Regions from separate parts of the Homo sapiens genome. Here region 1 is linked to region 2. Evidence: chromatin loops called from intact Hi-C (ENCODE). Cell type or tissue: sigmoid colon. All regions are shown on one strand.

Region 1 (8,000 bases), 170 kb before region 2:
ACATGTGCACAACGTGCAGGTTTGTTACATATGTATACATGTGCCATGTTGCTGTGCTGCACCCATTAACTCGTCATTTAACATTAGGTATATCTCCTAATGCTGTCCCTCCCCCCTCCCCCCACCCCACAACAGGTCCCAGTGTGTGATGTTCCCCTTCCTGTGTCCATGTGTTCTCATTGTTCAATTCCCACCTATGAGTGAGAACATGCGGTGTTTGGTGTTTTGTCCTTGCAATAGTTTGCTGAGAATGATGGTTTCCAGCTTCATCCATGTCCCTACAAAGGACATGAACTCATCATTTTTTATGGCTGCATAGTATTCCATGGTGTATATGTGCCACATTTCCTTAATCCAGTCTATCATTGTTGGACATTTGGGTTGGTTCCAAGTCTTTGCTATTGTGAATAGTGCTGCAATAAACATACGTGTACATGTGTCTTTATAGCAGCATGATTTATAATCCTTTGGGTATGTATATACCCAGTAATGGGATGGCTGGGTCAAATGGTATTTCTAGTTCTAGATCCTTGAAGAATCGCCACACTGACTTCCACAATGGTTGAACTAATTTACAGTCCACTTGGAATTCTTTAAAACACTCAACAAAAGAAAAAAAGATAACAGTAGTGGAAAGTTTGTAAGAAGGAAAAAAGAGGTGAAAAGCATTTTAAAACATTTTTGAATTACAAATATACCTACCTTACTTTTCACATGTACTGTATATAAAAAAGCATTGTGGCTAAGTGTATTGGTTTCCAAAACACACCCCGCCCGCTGCCAAACATGCTTTAATTATTTAGGTAGTAGAGTTGGGAGGGGAGGCAGAGGGAGAGAGAAGGAGAATATTAAAAATCCTAGAATTTGTATAAAAGGAGAACCAACACTTTCATGGGTTAAGTAATGAAAAAAAAAATAGCTAACCTTTTATTTTAAGGAAAAGTCAGTCTCCCAAAGGCAGAGATTGAAATGCACTATCACTTAGGGAACAATCAGCTTGACCAAGCCTCCCCAGCAACTCCCTCCTAGGACTCTTGCAGTCTGAGGGGTCAGGCTGCATTCTCCTAGTGGCAGCACAGCAGGCTCTGAAGTGCCTGACAGTGAAGTTGAAGGAGCAGAGTGAGGCAAATTCCTGCTCCAAACCTGCTCTTCCATTCTACAGACAGACAGGAAGAGGAGTGACACAGCTTGCCAACTCAGCCAGTCATAAAAGATTGATCCATTTCTTCCAAACTGATGGTTCCTCCCTTTAGGAAACTGGGCACTTGAAGAAGCTTCTCCCATCCCAGTTGATTCTTCTGTGCCCATTTTGTCAGTAGCAAGCCATTAGCATGATGTTCAAGGAACAATCATCTACCACATGATGTACTGACGCTCTGTTTGATCAAACTGGGGCTTAAGAATAGCTGTGAAGGGCCAGGTGCGGTGGCTCATGCCTGTAATCCCAGCACTTTGGGAGGCCGAGGTGGGTGGATCACCTGAGGTCAGGAGTTCGAGTCCCAGCCTGGCCAACATGGTGAAACCCTGTCTGTACAAAAATTAGCCAGGCCTGGTGGCAGGCGCCTGTAATCCCAGCTACTTGGGAGGCTAAGGCAGGAGAACCACTTGAACGTGGGAGGCAAAGGTTGCATGCAGTGAGCCGAGATCGCGCCACTGCACTGCAGCCTGGGCGACAGAGAGAGACTCCATCTCTAAATAAATAAATAAATAAAATAAAAAGAATAGCTGTGAGATGGAAGAGGTTGCAAGTTTCCCTGGGAGCTTGTGGCACACAGAAGACCCCAGGACCTTGGCCTTAATGGGGTTAGGTTGCTGGGACGGGGGCTGGCTACTTCCACTCTAGAATAATAGTACTGAAGACCCCTTTGTTCATTTACTACTTCATTCATTCAGAGAATATTTATTGAGCATCTACTATGTGTTTCCAGGCACTATTCTAGGCACTGGAGTTACAGTAGAGAACAAAACAGAAAAAGTCCTGCCCTCATGGAGCTAATATTTTAGTGGAGTGAGACAGATAATAAATAAAGTAAGTAAGATATATACTCTGTGAGGGTGTTAAGAGCCATAGAGAAAAATTAAGTAGTGGAGGGGGCAGGGTGTGTGGGGAAGAGGTGTTGCCATTTCAGAGAGTTCTTGGAAAGCCTCACTCAAAGCTGATGTTTCAGTGAAGACCTGGGAGGTGAGAGGTGCTGTACTGACACCTGGGAAAAGAGTGCCCAAGGCAAAGCAAACAGTCAGTGCAAAGGCCCTGAGGTGGGCATGATGCTGGTGTATTTGGAAGACCAGGGATGACATCAGATCAGAGGAGAAGTGGGGGTAGAGGTAGATCATGCAGGACTTCACAGGCTGCTGCAAGCCCTTTGGGTTTTTCTCCAACTGAAATGGAAAGTCACTGGAGGGTTTTATGTGGAAGAGTGACACCAAATGTTTTATGAATCACTGTTAGCTCATTTCTCAATTATATTATTACCACCATTTTAAAGGCAGGGAAACTGAGGTTCAGAAGGGTTAGGAGAGTTTCCCATAGGCACACAGCATGAGCTGCCAGAACTTCTCTCCTTTACTTATTTATTTATTTTGAGATGGAGCCTCGCTCTGCAGAGTGCAGTGGCGTGATCTCGGCTTACTGCAACCTCCGCTTCCCGGGTTCAAGCGATTCTCCTGCCTCAGCCTTCTGAGTAGCTGGGACTACAGGCGTGCGCCACCACGCCTGGCTAATATTTGCATTTTTAGTAGAGACGGGGTTTCACCATGTTGGCCAGGATAGTCTCGATCTCTTGATCTCATGATCCGCCCGCCTCGGACTCCGAAAGTGCTGGGATTACAGGGGTGAGCCACCACGCCTGGCCAACTCCTCTCCCTTCTAATCCAGGACTCTCGGTGCTCCTGCATGTGGTTTCCAAATGTTCTCAACTCTTCTCCTGCTTGCGAAGGGGAGACCAGAGCCTTGGAGCTGGGAAAGGAGCAGGCAGGGCTGACTCTTCTCGAACCTGGATTGCTGGGCACCTGTTGTCCAGCATCATTTGAGGGCATGTATGGAAAGTGCTCTGGAAATTTATCAAGTATGGCACACATGGTGAGTGTTATGAGAGACTATCAAGATGCTCTCAATGATTCCTGCTGAACTCAGGTCCCGAGTGCCCAACAGGCCTCCATTTGAGCAATGGGTTGGCCATTGCTTGTAGCTGCTATTCATCTAGGAAGGTCCCAGCACCGGCCCCTGTTTCCACCTCCCGCAGCCCTCACATGTGGATCCACTGGTTTCACCTACAGCTCCAACCTTGGCCTGGTTCACTGATCGATCAGCCTGAGGCTAGAAGCACTTACACAGCTGGAGAGCAAGTCACTCTTTCTACTGGCACCCAGCACTATGCCTGCAGCACACACGTTGTCACACACCTGTCATCCCCTTGGGCACTGGGCCTTTCCCTCCTGTGTAGCCCTCAGCTGGGTCAGCCTGGCTCCTCCTGTGGGGGCGGGGGGCTGGCCCCAGAGCTGCCCTGGCTAAGGCCACAGGGTCATACTGGAAGTGAAGAGACCAGCCTCAACAAATCCAGGAAACAGACCCAGGTAGGAGTGTGAAGGGCATGGCTGTAGTGTGGGGTGTGGAAGCCCAATTCTGGGCTTCCCAGAATTTCCCAGCAGGCTTGGGGGAGGGGTGGTGGCAGCTGGCCCAGTGGAAGGGAACCTCCATCCACCCTAGAAAGATTGTCCCACTTTCCTTATGGGTCAGCACCTCACAATGTCATCACCAGAAGGGCTTTCTTCCCCACGTGGATTACATAGCAGGTAGATGGATTTGTGCTTGCAGACACAGAGGGGCCAGAGTTTTAAAGGCCGTCAGTACCCTATGGCCCATCTCAAAGAAAAAGACAAGGATAAGCAAAATTAGAAGGAAAGAAAGAAAGACTGTAAAAGTTAAACAAAACCACCCACAAATAGCTTGAGGCAGAAAAAAGATTGTACCATATCATGGCAATCGTGGACAGTTTGGCAGCTGAGGGAAAGATGACTCATTCCCAGGCTCCGCTTGCATAATCCTCCCCAGCCCAGGCAGGAGAATGAAACTAGGAAAGTAATGCAATGACATTTAGTAGCAAAAAGGAAGCCCACACAACATTTGTGCAAGGCCATCCAAAAATAGCAGGCTCCTCCATGCTTGGGTTTTGAAACTATGCATTTTGCTTGAAATGCCTGAGTCGTGGCACATTTTTCTTGGGCCACCCACACCCTAATTCAGTTCATTTCAATTTAGCAGACATTTAATGCAGGCCTACTGTGCTCCAGGCTCTGTGCTAAGGATTTGGGAGTGGCAAATACAAGGATAGGGGAGACACTAAAAGGAAAGTGTGAAGGGAAGAATGAATGGAGTCAAACCCCACCACGAACCCTTACCAGGTCTGAACCTCAGTTTTTCTGTCTATAAAGTGGGAACAATGCCCACCTCATGAAATTGGGTGAGAGTTAAATGAGAAGAGCAAAGCCACAGGGGCTCATGAAAGGAGTCCTCAAATCTGCTCAGGGTGATCAGGAGGGCCAGCATGGAAGAAGAGGTCTTTGAAATGAGCCTTGACTCGTTTTAACTGAACCGAACTGCCAGACTGAATAGTGGCAAGTATTTCTTCTGTGCCTGCTGGGTGTCAGGCCTGGTGCCAGGTCCTGAGAATGTAAGGACAAAGGAGAGAAACCCATCATCAAGCAGTAATAATCCTAACAGTAGAAACAGTAAAAATAACACAGGGAAGCAGCTAGGCATAACGGTTGTGGGTGCTAGTTCTGAAAACAGACTCTCTGTGTACAAATCCTAGTTCTTTTACTCTCAGCTGTGTGGCTTGAGCAAGTTCTTTAACCACTCATTCTATGCTCCTGTTTCCTTTTCTATAAAATTAGTATACAAATAGCAATTCCTTATAGGATTGCTGTAAAAATTAATTGGAACAGTGCTTGCAAAGCACTTACCCTAGTGCCTGGTAAGTGGTCTGTCAGGGTAAGCTGCCACTATTTTCATTGCTACCATCACCATTATCTTCATCACCATTATCACCATCACACATCACAGAAGAGAGGGAGGTACAGAGTCCTCCAAGCAGAGGAGAACTTGGAGAGTCTGGGAATGCCAGAGGAAGGAATGGTTATTCTTGAAGTGAGTTTTGAAAGACAAGGAGAAGTTTGCCAGTAGGATTCTGGAAGAAAGAGGTATTCCAGGCCGGGGGACAATATGAGAAAAAAGCATGAATGTGCAGAAGATAAATGTTCAGGAAACAGGAAATGGCTCAGGCCGACAGCCAGGCTGAAAGGATGGCCTGACCAGGGAGAGAGAGGGCAAGCGGGAAGGGAGTGAAAGTCCTTCCTTTCCTGGCCTTTTGCACACACCCTCCTGGCACATGCCAGGCAGTTAGGAAGCCCTGGGCCTGGACATGAGCACTAGCTCTCTCACAGAGCCCCTTTCTGACCTTGGCTTCCTTCCAGGAGACGTTAAGACACAGCCTTACTGAGAATGCAGCCACGGTTACTATCACATTTATTGAGAAAACTATCCCTTATGTTACTCAGAGCTCTTTGCATACAGATGCTCAAGATAAATTCAACTTAGAATTCAGCCAGGAAAAAACATTGATAAAAATAATTTATAACTTTCATTCAGAGTTTACAACATGCCAGTCTCTAAGTGCTTTACATTATTAGCTCATTTAATTCTCACAACAACCCTATGAAGTAGGCACTATGATTGTTCCTGTTTTACAAATAGAGGAACTGAATGATAAAGAGGTTAACTCATTTGCCAAAGCAACATAGCTAGTAACTGGCAGAGCAAGGGCTCACGTTCTGGGAGTCAGGCTTTAGAGCATGTATTTTTTTTTTTTTTTTGAGACAGGGTCTTACTCTGTTGCCCAGGCTGGAGTGTAGTGGCACAATCTCAGCTCACTGTAATCTCCACCTCTCGGGTTCAAACAATCCTCCCCCTCAGCCTCCCCAGTAGCTGGGACTACAGGCACACGTCACCACGCCCAGCTAATTTTTGTATATTTTGGTAGAGGTGGTGTTTCCCCATGTTGGCAAGGCTGGTCTTGAACTCCTGACCTCAGGTGATCTGCCCACCTCAGCCTCCCAAAGTGTTGGGATTAATGTGTGATCCACCGCGCCTGGCCAACATGTGCTCTTTCTTAACTCCTTTGTAATAAACAGAACTCTTGTCCTTTCTGTGTTTCCCTTTTTGTTTTGGCCACTGTCAGGGTTGACACTTCCCACTACATTCTTCCTTGCAATTTGTGCTCCAGCTGCTCTGGGCGCCTCACTTTTTCCAGAATTCCTTTGCATTATCGTACCTCTATGCCTTTGCTCATGCCAGTCCTCCTACCTGATATGACTTGCCCTTTTTTTTTTCTTTTTTTAAACTTAATGACATGGAAAATTTATCATTTTGTAAGTGGAAGAAGTAAGTTACAAAACTGCATATATACAAATACAGGCTGGGCACAGTGGCTCACGTCTGTAATCCCAGCAGTTTGGGAGGCCGAGGCAGGCAGATTGCTTGCGGCCAGGAGTTCGAGACCAGCCTGGCCAACACGGCGAAACCCTGTCTCTACTAAAAATATAAAAATTAGCTGGGCATGATGGTAGGCACCTGTAATCCCAGCTACTCGAGAGACTAAGGCAGGAAAATTGCTTGAACCTGGGAGGCAGAGGTTGCAGTGAGCAGAGATCACGCCATTGCACTCCAGCCTGGGCCACAGAGTGAGACTATGTCTCAAAAAAAACAAACAAACATAAATAAATAAATAAACTTCCATTGTTGGTAAATAATATTTGAAGTGAATATATGAAAAAACCTCTGAAGATTTAAGCACCAAAATAACATTGTTTAGATCTGAATGGCAGAATAACAAATTATTTTATTTATTTTTTTCTTGGTGATTTCTATTTCTTGAATGTTCACAGAAAATACATATCATTAAATTGTTACTTTTAAGAAAAATGTAAGTTAATTTTTTTTTCATTAAACAATTTTTTTAAAAATGACTTATTACCCAACCAGGCGCAGGAGCACTTTGGGAGGCTGAGGCGGGCAGATCACGAGGTCAGGAGATTGAGACCATCCTGGCTAACATGGTGAAACCCTGTATCTACTACAAATATGAAAATTAGCCGGGCATGGTGGTGGGTGCCTGTAGTCCCAGTCACTCAGGAGGCTGAGGCAGGAGAATGGTGTGAACCCGGGAGGTGGAGCTTGCAGTGAGCTGAGATTGCACCACTGCACTCCAGCCTGGGCGACAGAGCGAAACTCCATCTCAAAATAAATAAATAAATAAATAAATAATGACTTTTACCATTTTGACCCTTTTTAAGTATGCAGTTTTATGACATTAACTACATGTGCATTGTTATGCAACCATCTAGGATGACGTTCTAACCTCATTTCAAGCTTAGCCGCATTCACTATCTTTCCAGGACTAGGGTAGTTTTCACCTTCTGTTTAAAACTTTCTCTGTCTCCTCCCACACCCCCAGCAGAAATGATGGCTCATCTCTCTCCACTCTCCTGTTTTGGGGAGTGTGTCATTATGTGTCACTCATATCATTCTGCAATAGTGGTCAAGTGAGCAGCCCCTAGAGCCTTCATTTCCTGTATTTGATACCTACCATTTGTGTCCTAGCATAGCTGGGGCAAGTCACTTAATCTATCCGTGCCTCAGTTTCTTCAACTTTAAAAATAGACATTTTCAGAATGGCTATTACTACAACATCAAAAAATAGCAGATGCTGGCAAGATTGCAGAGAAAAGTGAACTCTTATGCACTGAAAGTGGGAATGTAAATTAGTTTAGCTGCTTTCAGTGGAAAGCAGTCTGGAGATTTCTCAAATAACTAAAAATAGAACTACCATTTGACCCAGCAATCCCATTTCTAGGTATATTCCCAAAGGAATATAAATCGTTCTATTATAAAGACACATGCACACATATGTTTATCTCGGCAGTATTCACAACAGCAAAGACAT
Region 2 (8,000 bases):
CAGGCAGTAAGACTTCAAACGACATTTATTTTAAACTTTATTTGTGACTGTCTTTAGTTTTACTGTCTGGAGAATCAGATGCACACCTTCACTTAGCTGTGAATGTCACCTCCACCCAGCCCAGTGCCCAGAGGCCAAAATTTGGCCCAGATCTCTCCTTACCTCCTAGCCCCAGCACCAGGTGTATTCATCAGAGGAGCCCAGGTGGAGGGTGCACTGGGCCCTCTGCCAAGCTTCCTGTGGGGACGGCAGGCCCAGTAGCCTTTCGGCCAGCCCGTCTCTGGGGGCACTGCCTGCTGTGGAACGGCCAGAGCTCCTGTTCCTAGGTGGGTGACCAGACCCCACACAGCATGGGCAACCTGGCCCAGGTCCCTTATCTCTCTGTCCCCTGGTCCCTTTGCCCAAGGAAAGGCCCCCCTCTCCACACCATCTCCCTATTTTTGGAAGCCCTCTTTGCAGACTTCTCCCTGCTCTGGGAGTCGGAGCTTGTGGGCCAGCCTTCCATCTCCCCTTGCAGGTATGTCAGTGGCACCTCCCAGTGAGGAGATGGGTTCAAGGGGAGGGACTGGGTTGGCCTTCCCTTTGCATGGTACTGAGTGTGGAGTGTGTGGCAAATGCATCACACACCATGTGTCCCTGGAGCTGTATAAATGAGGCTGGTCTAGGGGGTCCAGGACTTGCTTTATCCAGGAGGGGAGCAACGGACCTGGCCACTTCCATCCCCACAGCCCTGTTTCTGTGTTTTTGGCAGGATGCAACCTGAAGATCTTCAACAACCAGGAGTTCGCTGCCCTCCTGGCCCAGTCGGTCAACCAGGGCTTTGAGGCTGTCTACCAGTTGACCCGAATGTGCACCATCCGCATGAGCTTCGTCAAAGGCTGGGGAGCGGAGTACAGGTCAGTTATGGGTGCTGCCTACATCAGGGGACCCAACTCCAGGTGACTCTGGACAGCAGAGCAGGCAGGGCTCCTCAGAGATGAGCTAGGCCAGCCCTAGCGTCAAGAGCAGAAAGACCAAAGATCAGAGAGAGGCCAAGGCCTGGCAGGCAGGAGGGGCCGGGCCAACAGCAGATGATGAGGAATTGCAGAACGATGTTTGCTGGCACCGAACAGCTGTAGGCACTGTAAACACACGCTCCATCTTATCCTCATCCCAGCCCTGGGTGGGGATGCCAGCATCATCCGTACAGATGAGAGAACTAAGGCCCAGGGAGGGAGAGTGACTTGCCTGCAGTCACACTGGTAGAAGAGCTGTGTCTAGAACTCTGCCCTCTTGGCTTCTTCCTTAGTCTCATTTTAGGCAGATGGCTTTAGGATGACCCTCTTCAGGAAGTTAGGTCTTCAGCTCATTGTTCCTCTCCTCCTCTGTTGCTCCATTTCTGACTCAGGGACCCTGGTGATGCTGAGGAGCCCAGGATATTAAAACTGAGAGTCCGGGAAGGGAGGAGGAGATTTGGGTAGTTATAAAGGAACAAAATTTTCTCGCTGAGAAATGACTTTTTTAGAGTCCTACATACTGGTTTCTTTTTCTTTTTCTTTTTTTTTTTTTTTTTTTTTGAGATGGAGTCTCACTCTGTCATCCAAGCTGAAGTGAGTGGCACCATCTTGGCTTACTGCAATCTCTGCCTCCAGGACGTGCCTCAGCCTCCCAAGTAGCTGGGACTACAGGTGCGTGCTACCACGCCTGGCTAATTTTTTGTATTTTAGTAGAGAGGGGGTTTCACCATGTTGCCCAGGGTGGTCTCGAACTCCTGAGCTCAGGTGACCCACCTGCCTCAGCCTCCCAAAGTGCTGGGATTACAGGCGTGAACCACCATGCCCGGCCCTAGATACTGGTTTAAACATGGCCCTGATATAGTCAGGTCTACCTGGTCTGCTTGGTTGAATCTCTCAGGCCATCCTGCTTTGGGTTTAGAGAATCCAGTCCCTTTTCTTTCCACTCACGGACCAAAGTTTGCGGAGAGGCAGGGCTGTGTGCCCCCGCCTTCTGCTCCACACTCCCCCCTGCCAGCCGCCAGCTCCTGCGGCAGATGCAGAGGTGCCCACATGTCAGCTAGAGCCAGCGCCTTGCAAGCTACTCTCCCTTTCTCTTCATTTTTCCAGATGTTTGGAATCCATTTTGTTTTGCAGTCATGCTGCACTCAGGCCAAACCCATTTCAATATTGGCCTTGGGCCACCGTTTGTAATGAAATCCAGATGAGCATGACTTATGGAAAGTCAGATTCTCATTAGAGGATTTCATCCTGTAAAATCCTCCTCTTCCACTTACCGTATTTTAGCTGCTGTTCTTCTGTGTCTGCCCCAGGGTGTCAGGGAACACAGCCCCTTGGTTTCTTGGGTGTCTCTGAAATCCAGGAGTGACCAGTGGAGCAATCAAAGTGGTCAGACCTCAAAAGAACTTACAACTATGTTATGGCCTGAAGAGATCAGCCCAGGCCCAAAGGTCTAGCCAGAGAAATGTTTTAAGCAATCTTTTAGCCCTGGCTTAGCTCATTTAGGGAACAGGAGTGAAAGGTTAGAAAATTAATCTTTTTTTAGTGAAGAAGGGAAATATTTAAAGATGGACTGCAGTGGAAAAGAGTAAGGGGATGTCCATTTGCTCTTCTTATACCAGACTGTAGTCTGGAGGGCCACACTCAGGTACCCTCGCTCGTGCAGACACCCCAGGGTCTGTCTGCAGGCCCATTTCTCAACCTCCCTGCTACACAAGCAAAGTAGAGGCCAAGCAAGGAGGGTGGTGCCTTCAAGACAGCAACACTGTTCCTGGTGTGGCATTGCAGCTCTCCCGCTCCAAGTGCTAGGAAGAGGCTCTTTGGTGGCAGAGCCTTTCCCTGGGGACACTATCACCACGCGGGATGTCCTGCCAGCACACCCAGTCCTCTGTGGCCCACCGCGTCACCGCTGCCTGGCAGCACTGCACAGCAGCCTGACGGGCGGGCGCGGCCCCTTCCCAGAACAGCCTTGTCGTCCTCCTGCCTCTTGGGCCAAGGAGAGTAAGGTTTCAGCTCTTCTCTCTGTGAGGTGGCTGAAAGCAGGGCCCAGGGCCCACACCTCTCACCTCCAGCTGGCACCAGCGACTCCAGCCTCAGCAGATAGCCTTTGCTCAGTGGAGGCCTTTGGGAGCCTGCCTGCAAGCTGCGTCATCAACCAGCCTGAATTTAGACAAAGTGCTTTGGGGAAAAGAAACGTGTGGTGTGCCTTGTTTTTTTCCAGTAATTGTTCCATGGCTCGTTCTGCTTGTAAGATTTTCCAAAATAAGGCCGTAGATGAGAATTATATCAGCACATTGGGAACCGAAGGCATGCGGACACTGTTGGCGCTTTGTAAAAAACACCCCTCAATCAGACAGACACACGTCATCGTCGCCTGCTGGGGCTGGGCCCAGATTTCGAGATAGGGGAGCGGCACGTGCCCGTTTGGTACAGATGGGAGCCAGGAAGCCCTTTGCTCAGGATGGAGGTCTCCTCTATTAGGGGGCCTGTTACAGTAACTGGTGGGCCTCTGGGGTACCCTGCAATTGACTTTACATATTTAACTCTTTGCCATTGACTTTACATGTTTAACTCTTTAAAGTCGACTTCCTTCCCCCTCAAGAGAACTTAATTTACTCAAAGTCCTCCCTGGGTAGAGGAGTTTGGCCGGGTAGTTTCAGCAAGTTACTGGTACCGCTTCTAGGACAGCGTCTAACAGCATCTTTGGGAAGATGACTGTCACCAAAGCAGAAAAAGCTTTCTGACTTGTGTAACCCCCTGGAGATTTTTTAAGTCCCCCACCCCACCCCTTTCCCTATTTCTTACAGGAGACAGACTGTGACCAGTACCCCCTGCTGGATTGAGCTGCACCTGAATGGGCCTTTGCAGTGGCTTGACAAGGTCCTCACCCAGATGGGCTCCCCAAGCATCCGCTGTTCCAGTGTGTCTTAGAGACATCAAGTATGGTAGGGGAGGGCAGGCTTGGGGAAAATGGCCATGCAGGAGGTGGAGAAAATTGGAACTCTACTCAACCCATTGTTGTCAAGGAAGAAGAAATCTTTCTCCCTCAACTGAAGGGGTGCACCCACCTGTTTTCTGAAACACACGAGCAAACCCAGAGGTGGATGTTATGAACAGCTGTGTCTGCCAAACACATTTACCCTTTGGCCCCACTTTGAAGGGCAAGAAATGGCGTCTGCTCTGGTGGCTTAAGTGAGCAGAACAGGTAGTATTACACCACCGGCCCCCTCCCCCCAGACTCTTTTTTTGAGTGACAGCTTTCTGGGATGTCACAGTCCAACCAGAAACACCCCTCTGTCTAGGACTGCAGTGTGGAGTTCACCTTGGAAGGGCGTTCTAGGTAGGAAGAGCCCGCAGGGCCATGCAGACCTCATGCCCAGCTCTCTGACGCTTGTGACAGTGCCTCTTCCAGTGAACATTCCCAGCCCAGCCCCGCCCCGCCCCGCCCCACCACTCCAGCAGACCTTGCCCCTTGTGAGCTGGATAGACTTGGGATGGGGAGGGAGGGAGTTTTGTCTGTCTCCCTCCCCTCTCAGAACATACTGATTGGGAGGTGCGTGTTCAGCAGAACCTGCACACAGGACAGCGGGAAAAATCGATGAGCGCCACCTCTTTAAAAACTCACTTACGTTTGTCCTTTTTCACTTTGAAAAGTTGGAAGGATCTGCTGAGGCCCAGTGCATATGCAATGTATAGTGTCTATTATCACATTAATCTCAAAGAGATTCGAATGACGGTAAGTGTTCTCATGAAGCAGGAGGCCCTTGTCGTGGGATGGCATTTGGTCTCAGGCAGCACCACACTGGGTGCGTCTCCAGTCATCTGTAAGAGCTTGCTCCAGATTCTGATGCATACGGCTATATTGGTTTATGTAGTCAGTTGCATTCATTAAATCAACTTTATCATATGCTCTTTTAAATGTTTGGTTTATATATTTTCTTTAAAAATCCTGGGCTGGCACATTGACTGGGAAACCTGAGTGAGACCCAGCAACTGCTTCTCTCCCTTCTCTCTCCTGAGGTGAAGCTTTTCCAGGTTTTGTTGAAGAGATACCTGCCAGCACTTCTGCAAGCTGAAATTTACAGAAGCAAATTCACCAGAAGGGAAACATCTCAGGCCAACATAGGCAAATGAAAAGGGCTATTAAAATATTTTTACACCTTTGAAAATTGCAGGCTTGGTACAAAGAGGTCTGTCATCTTCCCCCTGGGATATAAGATGATCTAGCTCCCGGTAGAGGATCACCGGTGACAACTATAGCAGTTGTATTGTGTAACAAGTACTGCTCCCAGCAGCAATTAGGGAGAAAACTAGTCTAAATTATTTCAACTGGAAAAAAGAAAAAAGAGTCCTCTTCTTTTCCCAGCCTTTTGCAGAACACAGTAGACAGAACTGCCACCTTCAATTGGTACTTTATTCTTTGCTGCTGTTTTTGTATAAAATGACCTATCCCACGTTTTTGCATGAATTTATAGCAGGAAAAATCAAGGGATTTCCTATGGAAGTCCTGCTTTATTCCAGGTGAAGGGAAGGAAGTGTATATACTTTTGGCAAGTCATACAGCTCAAATGTGATGAGATTTCTGATGTTAGAGGGAGATGGAGAGGCTTCCTGATGCCTCATCTGCAGGGTCCTGTGCCTCTGAAGTTCTAGCCATGAGGTTTCCAGGTAGGACAGCTGCTCCCCAAGCCTCCTGAGGACACAGGAAGAGACGGAAGGAGCACCTTGACAGACTTGTGTGAGTCTTCTCGAAGGAGGGTTGACTCAGAACCCAGAGACAATACAAAACCCCTCACTTCCTCTGAGAGGGCCAAATGCTGTGAGTCTGAAGTATGTGCCTGGTGTGAAATGATCTATGGCCTGTTTCTTACACAGGAAGCCCCCTGAACCTCCTGTACATGTGTTCATGTTCCCAGCCAGCTCTGAGACCCAGGAACCAAATATTCCATTTTGGCTTCTGCTAGAGCAGTCATGGTTCCTCTCCTAAAAGCCATGGGCAGCAGTTTCCGAGGGCCTGCATGATCCACCTGCTGCACGATCCTATGAGGGCTTCCTGTGGCACACAGCCCTCTGGGTGCTTGGGAACTAGCTTCAGGCACAGCCTGATTCTGGTGATCCAGTGATCTATGGAAGTCGTGTCTTACTCCAGGTGAAGGGGGAAAAAAAAAGCCTATACTTTGGCAGGTTATGAACTTTGAATGTGATGAAATGACACGTTTGGCTGCATTTGGATGGTGTCTTAGAACCCTCATTGCTCAGACCTGAAGGCTACTTCTAGGAGCATGAAGTTTGAGTTTTGTGTTTTTCCAAAGGATACTTCCTTGGCCCTTTTTCTTTATTGACTAGACCACCAGAGGAGGATGTGTGGGATTGTAGGCAAACCCACCTGTGGCATCACTGAAAATAAATTTGATCATACCTAAGAGGTTAGGAAATGGTGCCATTCCCACCTTAGAGTGCTACATAGGTGCTTTGGGCGTATGTAACATTAGTGTCCTTCCTTGAAGCCACAAGCTAGTTTTCTTAGTTTTAAAATCCTGTTGTATGAATGGCATTTGTATATTAAAACACTTTTTTAAAGGACAGTTGAAAAGGGCAAGAGGAAACCAGGGCAGTTCTAGAGGAGTGCTGGTGACTGGATAGCAGTTTTAAGTGGCGTTCACCTAGTCAACACGACCGCGTGTGTTGCCCCTGCCCTGGGCTCCCCGCCATGACATCTTCACCTTGCAGCTTGTGCTGAGACTGACCCAAGTGCAGCTAGCACTGGGACACAGATCCTTGTCTTCAGCACCTTCCAAGGAGCCAACTTTTATTCCCTTTCCTCTCTCCCCTCCCCACCTCGCTTCTTCCCAATTTAGTAACTTAGATGCTTCCAGCACATACGTAGGTAGCTACCCCAGCCGGTTTGGATTACAGGCCTGTGCTGGAACATCATCTCAGTTGGCCACCTTCCTGGCAGGCTGTAGACCTGACATTTTGAGACAAGCCTAGAGGAGTCAGGAGCAGGGACTTTGACTCTTAGGAAGAGCACACATGAGGGCAAGGCTGCTGGCAGACGTCTCCATTGTCCTTATGTTGTCTGTGTTGTATTTTTTTTTTTTTATTGACCATGGTGATTATTTTTTTAAACCATCGTTAATATACTGAAGTGAGCTATAGCACATATCATGTGCTTAGTTTGTTTATTTTTCTCCATCTCCCCTTGGCTTCCTAGAGTTTGGACATATTCCAGGCTAAATGCTTTTACTCAAGACTACAGAAAGGTTTGAAGTAGTGTGTGCATGGCATGCACGTATGTAAGTAATCTGGGGAAGAAGCAAAGATCTGTTTCATTCTTAGCCTCAGGCCTCATGAGGGTCTCCACAGGGCCGGAGCTCAGGTTACACCACTCCTTCGTCCTTACAGGAGATGTAGGGAGAAGAATCTGCAGGCTGCTTGTAGGACTGTTCACCAAGGGGGATACCAGCAGCAAGAGAGTGCACCCGTTTAGCCCTGGACCCTGTTTCTTACTGTGTGACTTGGCTAGAGTTGGGAGTTCCCCCAAAATAAACGTGTCCCCATTTTACCAGAACCAAACCTCAACACAGCGAAGCTGTACTGTCTTTGTGTGGCAAAGATGTTCCCTTGTAGGCCCCTTTCAGGTAACCGTCTTCACAATGTATTTTCATCACAGTTTAAGGAGCATCAGCCGCTTCTCAAGTGGGTAGGGAAAGCAGAAAAACGTACGCAAGAGGACATGGATCCAAAATGATGATGAAGCATCTCCCATGGGGAGGTGATGGTGGGGAGATGATGGGCTAAACAGGCAACTTTTCAAAAACACAGCTATCATAGAAAAGAAACTTGCCTCATGTAAACTGGATTGAGAAATTCTCAGTGATTCTGCAATGGATTTTTTTTTAATGCAGAAGTAATGTATACTCTAGTATTCTGGTGTTTTTATATTTATGTAATAATTTCTTAAAACCATTCAGACAGATAACTATTTAATTTTTTTTAAGAAAGTTG

The links. Hi-C counts contacts between places; a loop is a spot of excess contacts. Peaks named below come from ENCODE experiments on the same cell type or tissue, not always from the same donor. Only the 100,000 strongest peaks of a DNase experiment are listed, where the experiment ranks them.
Region 1: it touches region 2 in a loop (2.6-fold over the local background); 2 of 110 quality-filtered maps call a loop at or near these places.

What each region holds. Positions count from the first base shown.
Region 1 is chr15:67,020,540-67,028,539 of GRCh38, forward strand. The region is part of intron 2 of SMAD3-DT (SMAD3 divergent transcript); the gene reads right to left. Among named protein-coding and RNA genes, the nearest start is that of SMAD3-DT, 40 kb to the right of the region's middle. RefSeq lists an enhancer at 5,132-5,426. In sigmoid colon, no CTCF peak of the experiment used is centred here; DNase peaks (open chromatin) are centred at 3,392, 4,032, 5,312 and 6,252; H3K27ac peaks cover 2,353 bases.
Region 2 is chr15:67,186,614-67,194,613 of GRCh38, forward strand. SMAD3 (SMAD family member 3) reads left to right here. Exons shown (of 9, transcript NM_005902.4): 8 at 752-896; 9 at 3,800-8,000. The coding sequence ends at 3,923. Among named protein-coding and RNA genes, the nearest start is that of SMAD3-AS1, 44 kb to the left of the region's middle. In sigmoid colon, no CTCF peak of the experiment used is centred here; DNase peaks (open chromatin) are centred at 1,118, 2,168, 3,108, 6,888 and 1 weaker place; H3K27ac peaks cover 1,227 bases.